3 separate regions of the Homo sapiens genome follow, and all the other regions are linked to region 3. A link is a contact called in ENCODE Hi-C data. All regions are on one chromosome and are shown on one strand. Each heading gives the region's core, a stretch centred on a gene start or an enhancer-like site at or near the end of the contact. The rest is flanking DNA. Distances are from core to core; before and after follow the strand shown. Region 1 overlaps LOC107984619 (a long non-coding RNA gene). Region 2 holds the start of TPT1-AS1 (TPT1 antisense RNA 1). Region 3 holds the start of WBP4 (WW domain binding protein 4).

What was found. Hi-C counts contacts between places; a loop is a spot of excess contacts on that map. Pooled maps may share reads with other maps.
Region 1: a pooled map shows a loop between it and region 3 (8-fold over the local background). The contact joins the enhancer-like site here to the promoter of WBP4 in region 3. A Hi-C loop is called at or near these places in 1 of 168 maps with a recorded cell type or tissue (B cell) and 11 of 50 pooled maps.
Region 2: a loop to region 3 is called in a map with no recorded cell type, with 17 times the contacts of the local background. The contact joins the promoter of TPT1-AS1 here to the promoter of WBP4 in region 3. A Hi-C loop is called at or near these places in 1 of 37 single-sample maps with no recorded cell type and 9 of 50 pooled maps.

Annotation. Positions count from the first base shown.
Region 1 is chr13:44,902,438-44,905,347 of GRCh38, reverse strand. LOC107984619 (a long non-coding RNA gene) reads left to right here. Exons shown (of 2, transcript XR_001749860.1): 2 at 1-196. Among named protein-coding and RNA genes, the nearest start is that of TRE-TTC2-1, 14 kb to the left of the region's middle. Within about 2 kb of position 1,512, at least 21 of the 41 ENCODE cell types and tissues checked have a DNase peak (open chromatin) inside an H3K27ac peak, as active enhancers do.
Region 2 is chr13:45,340,005-45,342,704 of GRCh38, reverse strand. TPT1-AS1 (TPT1 antisense RNA 1) reads right to left here and starts at 1,360. Exons shown (of 11, transcript NR_024458.1): 1 at 1,318-1,360. TPT1 (tumor protein, translationally-controlled 1) reads left to right here and starts at 1,522. Exons shown (of 6, transcript NM_003295.4): 1 at 1,522-1,663; 2 at 1,920-1,993; 3 at 2,521-2,700. The coding sequence starts at 1,636. LOC124903169 (a long non-coding RNA gene) reads right to left here and starts at 1,271. Exons shown (of 2, transcript XR_007063781.1): 1 at 1,075-1,271. RefSeq lists enhancers at 1-83, 1,663-2,452 and silencers at 1,146-1,345, 1,506-1,615, 1,696-1,765.
Region 3 is chr13:41,060,145-41,062,972 of GRCh38, reverse strand. WBP4 (WW domain binding protein 4) reads right to left here and starts at 1,464. Exons shown (of 10, transcript NM_007187.5): 1 at 1,298-1,464; 2 at 257-329. The coding sequence starts at 1,299. TRE-TTC1-2 (tRNA-Glu (anticodon TTC) 1-2) reads left to right here and starts at 2,164; the gene lies at 2,164-2,235. It also overlaps a transcript of ELF1 not described here. RefSeq lists a silencer at 2,670-2,828.

The sequences.
Region 1 (2,910 bases), core at 263-2,762, 3.8 Mb before region 3:
GGAAGCGGCATATCCCTCACCCCCAGGGAGGAGCAGACCAGGGCTGGGAAAAGGGCTTCTCTCCCTTTCTGTGGCTCTGATTATAGATGCTGGACTTGGAAGATGAGGACGGGCTGGAGTCCTGCCCTGAGCTGGGAGTTGGAATGTACAGTAGTGCTTTCAAGATCTTAGTCATCAGTAAACAGAGCTATTATGCGCTGTGTCTGGATGTGTTCTTTCTTCTGCTGTGTGGCCTGTGGTTGCCATGGATATGGCTTTGTCTTCGGAGGCCCATAACCAAGGAGGATTTAAGTAAAACCTGATGGGTCAATATTTCCATAAAACAAAACAAAACAAAACAAAATAAAGAAAGAAAGAAGAAAAGGGGCCACTTTCTTAAATAACTCCAAGAAAATCCTTAAACAGTTCCGAAATTGTGACCAAAACAACAACAAAATCCTCAGGCTTTAGTTGCCAGAACCTAAACGGACACACTTTTTAAAAAGTACTCAGAATTAAAAAAGATGAGGTCTATTGATGGCTCTGATTGCAGCAAGTGAAAATAATGGCATTTCCCCGTTGAGTGTTTTGGACAATATAAAGTTACATTTTTTTTCCCAGCCAGTGCTTATTTTTCAGAATGCTTCTCGATTTGCCATTTGTAAGATGTGTCATATTCCAGCATATAAATGAACCTGTGTTTCAAGCAAACAATTGTTGTTTCTGTCTGACACAGGGGATTCGGTGACATTTGGTAATGAGTATGGAAGATGGGTAGATTGAATTAAGGAGGCTAAAAAAAGGAAAGAAAGAAGAAAGACTCATTCCTGCATAGTAACCAAACAGCTCTGCATCTTTGTTTGAAAACACAGGCATACCCTCTGAGATTCCTTATAAGTCACTCTAAAGAGAGGTGCTTGGTAAAGCAAAGGTCAGAGGCTGGGAGCTGGGGTACAGCCACCACTCTGCCATGATTGGGCTTTTTGCTCAAGGACCATATGCGTTTTACTGGGATGCTCTTTGGTTATGTTTCTCTATGTTTCCAGAAACCACACGCCCAGGCCAGGAAGAAAGCTGTGGATTCTAGGATAAGAACCCCAGCTGAAGTGTGCTGGGTCCCTGGCTTGTTTGCCCACAGCTTGGAAGGACCTGCTTCCATAGTGTCTTTGCCAGCATCATGATGTTCCCTCCTCCCCTTCCCCTAACACCCCAGTGTTTTATCATGCACCTTGCTTCCTTCCCCAGTCACTGTCGCTGGCTACAAGGCACCTCTAATGAAGGAGTTGCATCTGAACTGCGATTATCCAGCAACCTCTTTAAGTGAAGTGGAAAAAAGTGATGTTAGTTTCCTTTCTGTATGCTTGAGTTTTCCCATGTTTGTACTTAAACACCGGCTTAATCCTCAGCTTCTGCTTCCCTGCCTGCCTCAGGACTTCTCCCCAGTCCCCTCCTATGATGTCACCTGGCAACTGCTGGAGCTTCCCAAGCAGAGGATTAGGACATTCTTGTTTTGACTCCAAGAGCTTCAACGCAAAGGCCTCTGTGGCTGTTAGGAACAGAGAGGGCAGTAATGCGGCTGGCCAGCTGCCACCAGGGTCAGTGGTGGCCAGCCTGGATGAAGAAAGGAAGCTCGTGCTTGAGCTGCCTCTGGTAGGTCCTGAGAGAGAGGACTTGCCTCCCAGACCAAGTGTAAATCAGCTCTCAAGCTTGCCCCAGCTGCTGCAAACTGCCTGGGAGGCTGAGGTCATGCTCTGCAGTGAACAAAGACATGGCAGCCAGCAAGGCCAGGCTGAGCAAGGCTTCTTGGTTTGGCTGGGCCTGATTCACAGTAGGTCTGGAAGTGCCAAGAAAACTTTGAGTGTGCGGATGAACGTTCTGGTCAAGTGAGGCTGTGAACCACCATGTCAGACCCTGAAAAGGAATTCTGACCCCCTGGCTTCTGTAGAGTTCCTCCTGGGCCACAGCAAACGGGACAGACTTCATGGACAAGCCAAGGGTTTGATAAATCTTTACTTGACACCAGTCTGAGAGAGACAACTCTGATCTGGATTGAAAGGAATTTTCTGATTTTCCAAGTTGGTAAAATGGAATAGGGGGGTGCCTGGGATTTGGATTGGGGGATGACTCCGAAAGACCCTGGGAAGGTTGTGAAGCCTGCAATGACATCTCATCTGGAACATTACAGAAAATAACAACAAGGAAGAAAATAAGAGAGGCAGTTAAAGGAACCAGCATGGCGCTGAGGGAAAGCCATTCTAGCCTGGATTTTAAATGAACACAAACAAAAGATGGAAGGAGGGGCATGTCATGAAGGGTGTCACAAAAGAATAGCAGGAATCTGTATCTGAGTGTCAGGAAAAGCTGAAGTCCAGAATACGCTACGACTTGTGGAACAGCAGCTGACATGAGAATAATGCTCCATGGTCTGCAAAGCATTTTCATGTAAATGATCACATTGATCCTCACAATAACCCGTGAGAGTGGGGATGGGAGTTATCCTCGGAGTGTGGAGGGGCTTCTCAGAGGCAAAGCTGGGATGAAAGCCCAGATCATCTCAGGCCAAATGCTGGCCTTTTCCCACCATTCCACATCATTTTCTATGTTACATCGCCCATATTTTGATGATGTTTGGAGTAAGAAAAATGGGATGGGGTCATGCTTTGGGAGATAGGGTAATGGAGGCGGATGCTAGAAAGCAAAACTAGTTGCTCCTATTTTTTTCCTCCAGTATACATCACAAAGCAAAATAATCTCTAAAGGACAGAACAAATGTCTCATGATGGGTGAGACCTTTAAGAACTCTCACCCAAGGTGAGAACTCACCTAGCTCTCTAGGCCCAGGGCTGGACATTGAAGATGGTTGTTTGCAAAGGGACCTGATTTTCTCCTCCCTAATGGTTCTCACCCCAGACATTACTTGCACAGTATCTG
Region 2 (2,700 bases), core at 111-2,610, 4.3 Mb before region 3:
TGCCATCCTGTGTCCTGCTCTTTCCCAAGGGTTGCATTCTTACTCTGCTGAATGCTATATTATTGGATTTATGAACAATTGTTAATGTATTATAATTGTCTGATACTTTGATTTACCAGAATGAACACTTCTATAAGTAGGACTGGATCGAACTTGTTCACAATTGGAATCTTGGTGCAAATCCTAGTTCTAAGGGATACAAAGCACAAAATATTTGCGAAATAGAACAAGCTTTCAGACTTCATACTGGCATGTATCTTTGCCTTATGCCAAAGATGTGACGATGTGACTAAATACGGAAGTTTTGTTTTGCTATTGAGCCAAGGTCTTGCTCTGTCATTCAGGCTGGAGCGCAGTGGTGCAATCATAGCTCAGTGTAACCTCCAACTCCCGGGCTCAAGCGATCCTCCCAGCTCAGCCTCCCTAATAGCTGGGATTACAGGCAGGCACCACCGCACCCAATTAATTTTTAATTTGTGTGTGTGTGTGTGTGTGTAGAGACAGGGTTTCAGTAGTTGCCTCCCAAAGTTCTGGGATTACAGGCATGAGCTACCATGCAGGACCTGTTTTGTTTTAATACTTAGTAATTGGGTGTAAAGTCCTTCAAAAAACAGGTGGGGCAGGTGGGAAACTCCCTTTGTGTGACCCTCTAGCACCAGGGATAAAATTTCAACTTCATCTTAAAGCGACAACATACTTTTCCAAGACCAAGTGCGAAATAGTAAAGGGAAGAGCTAGCTCCGTAGCCGTCCGCCACAGAATGCCACAAGCTTTCAATTATGGGACAAAATTGGAACACATGGAAACCCTGTGCAGACTCCCGTGACATCTTCCCTCCTCTCCAAGTCCCTTCCCACAGACCTTGCGCCCCACACGATTATTCCCCAGGGGCCGAGCAGGACGACTTGGGTCCCACTATCCGGACTCAGCGGTGCCCCCACAAAAGCGTCCCAAAAACTCCAGCTGGGGCAGCCCTGGGGCAGATGCTGAAAAGTTGTCAGAGGCCCTCGGGCAGTCCCGAGATCTACCCCAGGCCAGAGGGCCTGACCCTCCCTAAATGCGACGTTCTCCTACCTTGGTTGATACTCACGTTCCCAGAAAAGGGTGGAACCTAGGCTGGACGAGGCGCAGGGCCAAAGTTTAATTCCTCTAAGCTCCACCCAGCTCCCAGCACCTCTCCAGGCGGCCCCGTGGGGTAGGGCGGAGCCGGGTCCAACGTACTCCGCTTCCCCCGCTCCACCCACCCAGGGCTAGGGAGCGCCCCGAGAGTTGGCCTCCTCCCACGCTGCGCGCGCACCTCCCCGCCCCCACCCCTACCCGCTGGCGTGCCCAGTGGAACGGAGCCTTGTGTCTCCGCCTCAAGTCCCCGGATGCTCACCTCCCCGACTCGCCCCCGCTGTGGCCCCGCCCCCGCGCGGCTCTTCGTGCCACGTCACCGCCTGCGTCGCTTCCGGAGGCGCAGCGGGCGATGACGTAGAGGGACGTGCCCTCTATATGAGGTTGGGGAGCGGCTGAGTCGGCCTTTTCCGCCCGCTCCCCCCTCCCCCCGAGCGCCGCTCCGGCTGCACCGCGCTCGCTCCGAGTTTCAGGCTCGTGCTAAGCTAGCGCCGTCGTCGTCTCCCTTCAGTCGCCATCATGATTATCTACCGGGACCTCATCAGCCGTGAGTCCTCACTGCACTATCCTTACTGCCGCACACGGGGGTCTGGGGTGCGGGTGGGGGCGGGGAAGGCGCAGCCGTCGCGGGCCTAGGGGACGCCGGCGGTCTTAGCCGAGCGCGGAGGGGTCGGTGCCCGGGGCTCGCGCCCAGCTCTGGTGTGCTACGGAGGGGCAGATCCCGCGTGCGGCCGCCGGCGCGGGAAATGCGGGAAATGGCGGCGCCAGGCGCACGGTGATGGGCGGCTCTGTGTATCCGGCAGACGATGAGATGTTCTCCGACATCTACAAGATCCGGGAGATCGCGGACGGGTTGTGCCTGGAGGTGGAGGGGAAGGTGAGTCGGTCGGGCCTGCGCGTGGGGGAGTCCGGGCCGAGCGGGCTCGGGTTTCCTCCGCTCCCCCGCCTGAGGTTGTGCAATCCTCCCCGCCGCCTCCTGGCGGAGGAGACGCTCTTTCCGGGCTTGGGTTTTTCTAGAAAACTGGAGGCGGAGCTGATCCTGGAAATAGGCCCGCCGCCTCGGCGCCCATCCTCCTCCCGGGGTTGTCCGGGACATGATGCTTCCGGCTTAGGAGCCTGGAGTCCTTTCGTGTTTGTCCTGTCCCCACTTACCAACCGGAGGCATCACATGCCCGCAACTGGAAACAACTTTTTAATGACCCCATTTTTTGTTCCGGCCAACAGACAACTCTTTTAAGTTAGGTCGTTTTGAGAAATCCACGGGTCACAACTTTATTCCCAAAATGGTGCTTTTTTTATTTTCAGCAAGAACTAAGAATACTTCTTATCCGTGAACTATTGGCGTGGAAGGTGCTTTGGATGCGTTTGTGTCTTTTGCAATTATACTGCTTTTTCTTAATGCAGATGGTCAGTAGGACAGAAGGTAACATTGATGACTCGCTCATTGGTGGAAATGCCTCCGCTGAAGGCCCCGAGGGCGAAGGTACCGAAAGCACAGTAATCACTGGTGTCGATATTGTCATGAACCATCACCTGCAGGAAACAAGTTTCACAAAAGAAGCCTACAAGAAGTACATCAAAGAT
Region 3 (2,828 bases), core at 215-2,714:
AATGATATGACCAACTCATTGCCCATTTCCCAAAAGGCCACAGAGAAATAATTTAATATATAATCAAAGTCAGGTTGATGAAAAGGAAGAAGGCTCACAGCTTTCATAGGGGACTGAGAAGACAGAAATCTTCTGATGTTTTGAAAATGCAAGAGCAATGTACATAAAAGTGCTTTGTAAACTGAGTTTACATCAAAAAGGAGCACTTCATTCAACACAATTATTATTAGAATCTCTAACAGCGGAATTATCATACAGGCCTATTGTCTGCTATCCAGCACTTGCAGTAATCACAGAATTTCTTTGGCTGTGACTTCCAGTAGTCCGCCCTGAAAAAGAGAGACAACAAGGCTAAGCTCATGTAAAACTTAAAAAAGGTTAAATTCTGCATGCTTTACAGTTTTTAAAGTTTGAAATATATGCCCCTGCTACTGAATCTTGTCTTGTTATGTATAGTCGTTTTATTATTTATCTGGTTGGAGCACAGTCAATTGAAATTCTGTTGCCAGCGGAGTAGAAAAAGTCTGTATCTGATTCATTACAAAACTCCCTTCAATAAAATGGCTTTCAAAAATTCCTCACTTGTTATCGTCATCGTTATGAAAAACTAAGGAACATCTTAGAAGAACATTTATCCTTTCTGGCTTTGGGGGAGGTTGCTGTAATGGAAACCTGAAGAAACTCATAAAGTTTGCCTTAAATCAAGTTATTCCCACCAAGAGAACAACGTACAAGACTACTCTGGGGAAAACTGTAGTTCCTCCCAGACTCTCAGTTAAAACAAACTGTTCTTGAGCCTCAAGGCAAGAGAGAACTGGAAAAGCCATGGGACTTCGTAGACGGCCGACAAAAAAAAAAAAAAAAAAAAAAAAAAAACCATTACGCTATCCAGGGCTGGCCGCTTCCAGTGGGCGGGGGAGGCCGCAGCCCAGCCCTAGTTTCACAATACCCTAGGGTTCAGGGGCTTCGGAAACCCAAGGGGTGCATGCGACCCCCGACAGCGTCGTAGAGAGAGCACTGCGTCGCTTCACCCGCGGCCGTCCAACCAGCCCCCTGAACCGGCCGCCGGCCTCCCCCTAGAGCCCGTGCCCCATACCCCAGGGCGTTCAGCGGGGTAACATTTCTACCCCGCCCTGAGAACCGGCCCTGCAGGTCTGGGGCCGGTCCCGAGCGAGTTAAGAACGCGTCTGTCACGCCCCCGGCCGAAGGGCGGGAGGAGAGGAGGGGAAGACCCGGGCGAGAAAGGGCGGCCCAGAGAAACAACACCTCGTTGTTCAGGGCCTGAGACCCAACTCACATGACTGCGCCAGCCGCTCTGCAAGTCGTCCAGGGTTCCACTCAGACTCGCGCTTTCCCAGCGGGACGAGTCGAGCTCTTCCAGCCGCCCGATGCCCACCCGAACCTCCCTCCGATCCAGACACCTTACTCAGTCCCCGGGACCAGCGTTCCGCTGTTCCCAACTACGGGTGCCCAGACGATCCAATCCGCGTTCGAAATCGCCTCCTCTCCCCTCCCCCTACAGGGGCGGTACTCCCGGCTCCAAAGAGGTGGGGTCGGTATAAAGGGGTTGAGGTCACCGGGAAGGGGTAAAAGCGCGACGGGACCTGAGCTGAAGGACGGGATCTCAAGCCTCAAGTCCCTGCGCCATCCCGCCGTCTCTGTGTCCTCCCCTGGGGCCCAAAACCTCCATCCTCCTTCTAGGCTCGCTGGCTCAAGGCCAAGGAGCTCAGCGCGCCGCCTCCGCCCGGAACGCAAACAGCTGTTCCCAGAGACGTCTCCGCTCTCAACTTTGCCAACTACTCCGCACGCACTTTGACCAGCGGAGCAACCGGGACCTGTGGGTCGGGGTCCTCTGGCGGAGTTAAAAAAAAAAGAGGTGAAACTGCGGGACCGGCGCTGCGAGTCGCTAGGCTTCGCCTCAAACTTTGCTGTTGCAGCGGAGCGGCCCCGCCCCTCCTCTCCCCTACGACGCCCACGCGCTCGGATGGGGCTTGTTCCCTAGCTCGGGAGCGTGTGGGCAGCAGCAGCGGCGGCGGCGGCGGCGGCGGCGGCGGCGGCAGCAGCAGCTTCAGTAGCGCAGAGGCGGCGGTGGCGAGAGGTGCGGCGAAGGAGGCAGAGGCACTTATGCTTGTCAGGTGGGTCACGGCAGTTTCTCATAGCACTTCCCATATGGTCTAGCGGTTAGGATTCCTGGTTTTCACCCAGGTGGCCCGGGTTCGACTCCCGGTATGGGAACGCTTCCTTATTTTTCTTTTTTTTTGCAACTATCGGTTTGGAGGGCTGACTTTTTAAATCTTGTGTTCTGGCTCCTTTCTTGTCCCCGTCTGGGTGAGTTTGTAGAAAATAAGCATTACTGTAGTTAGTGGCGCCAGGAGCTGGGCTGCGGCTTTTGGAGCCTCGAGTGCCACGCCGTGCCTGCTGGAGAAGCGAATGCGCTTCCGATCCTTCTCCCTCCCGCCTCCGGCTCACGGGGCTGGTGGGCCCTGAGGGAGTTTCACTTTCCCCTGGGCTGCTCCCCCGCCCCTCCGGCCCGTAGTTTTCCAGACGCCCGGGAGGTGATGATTAACTCCGGCCTTGCGTTATCTCCTCCCAGCGCCCCCGTCCGGCCCACACCCTCTTCAGCCGCTCTTGCGACTCTTCCTATGCAGGACGGGCTGACCCCCCTGCCCTGGGCGCCCCAGAGCCCGCGCCCGGACCAGTAGCTCTAGTGGTTCTCTGGCCGCAGGGTATTTACGAGGCCCCACGGAACACAGTGTGCCTTCCGCGCCCTCCCGGGGGGACGCGCTTTCCCGGCCGCGCAGCCGCCCGGCGCCCCTTTCCGCCGCGTG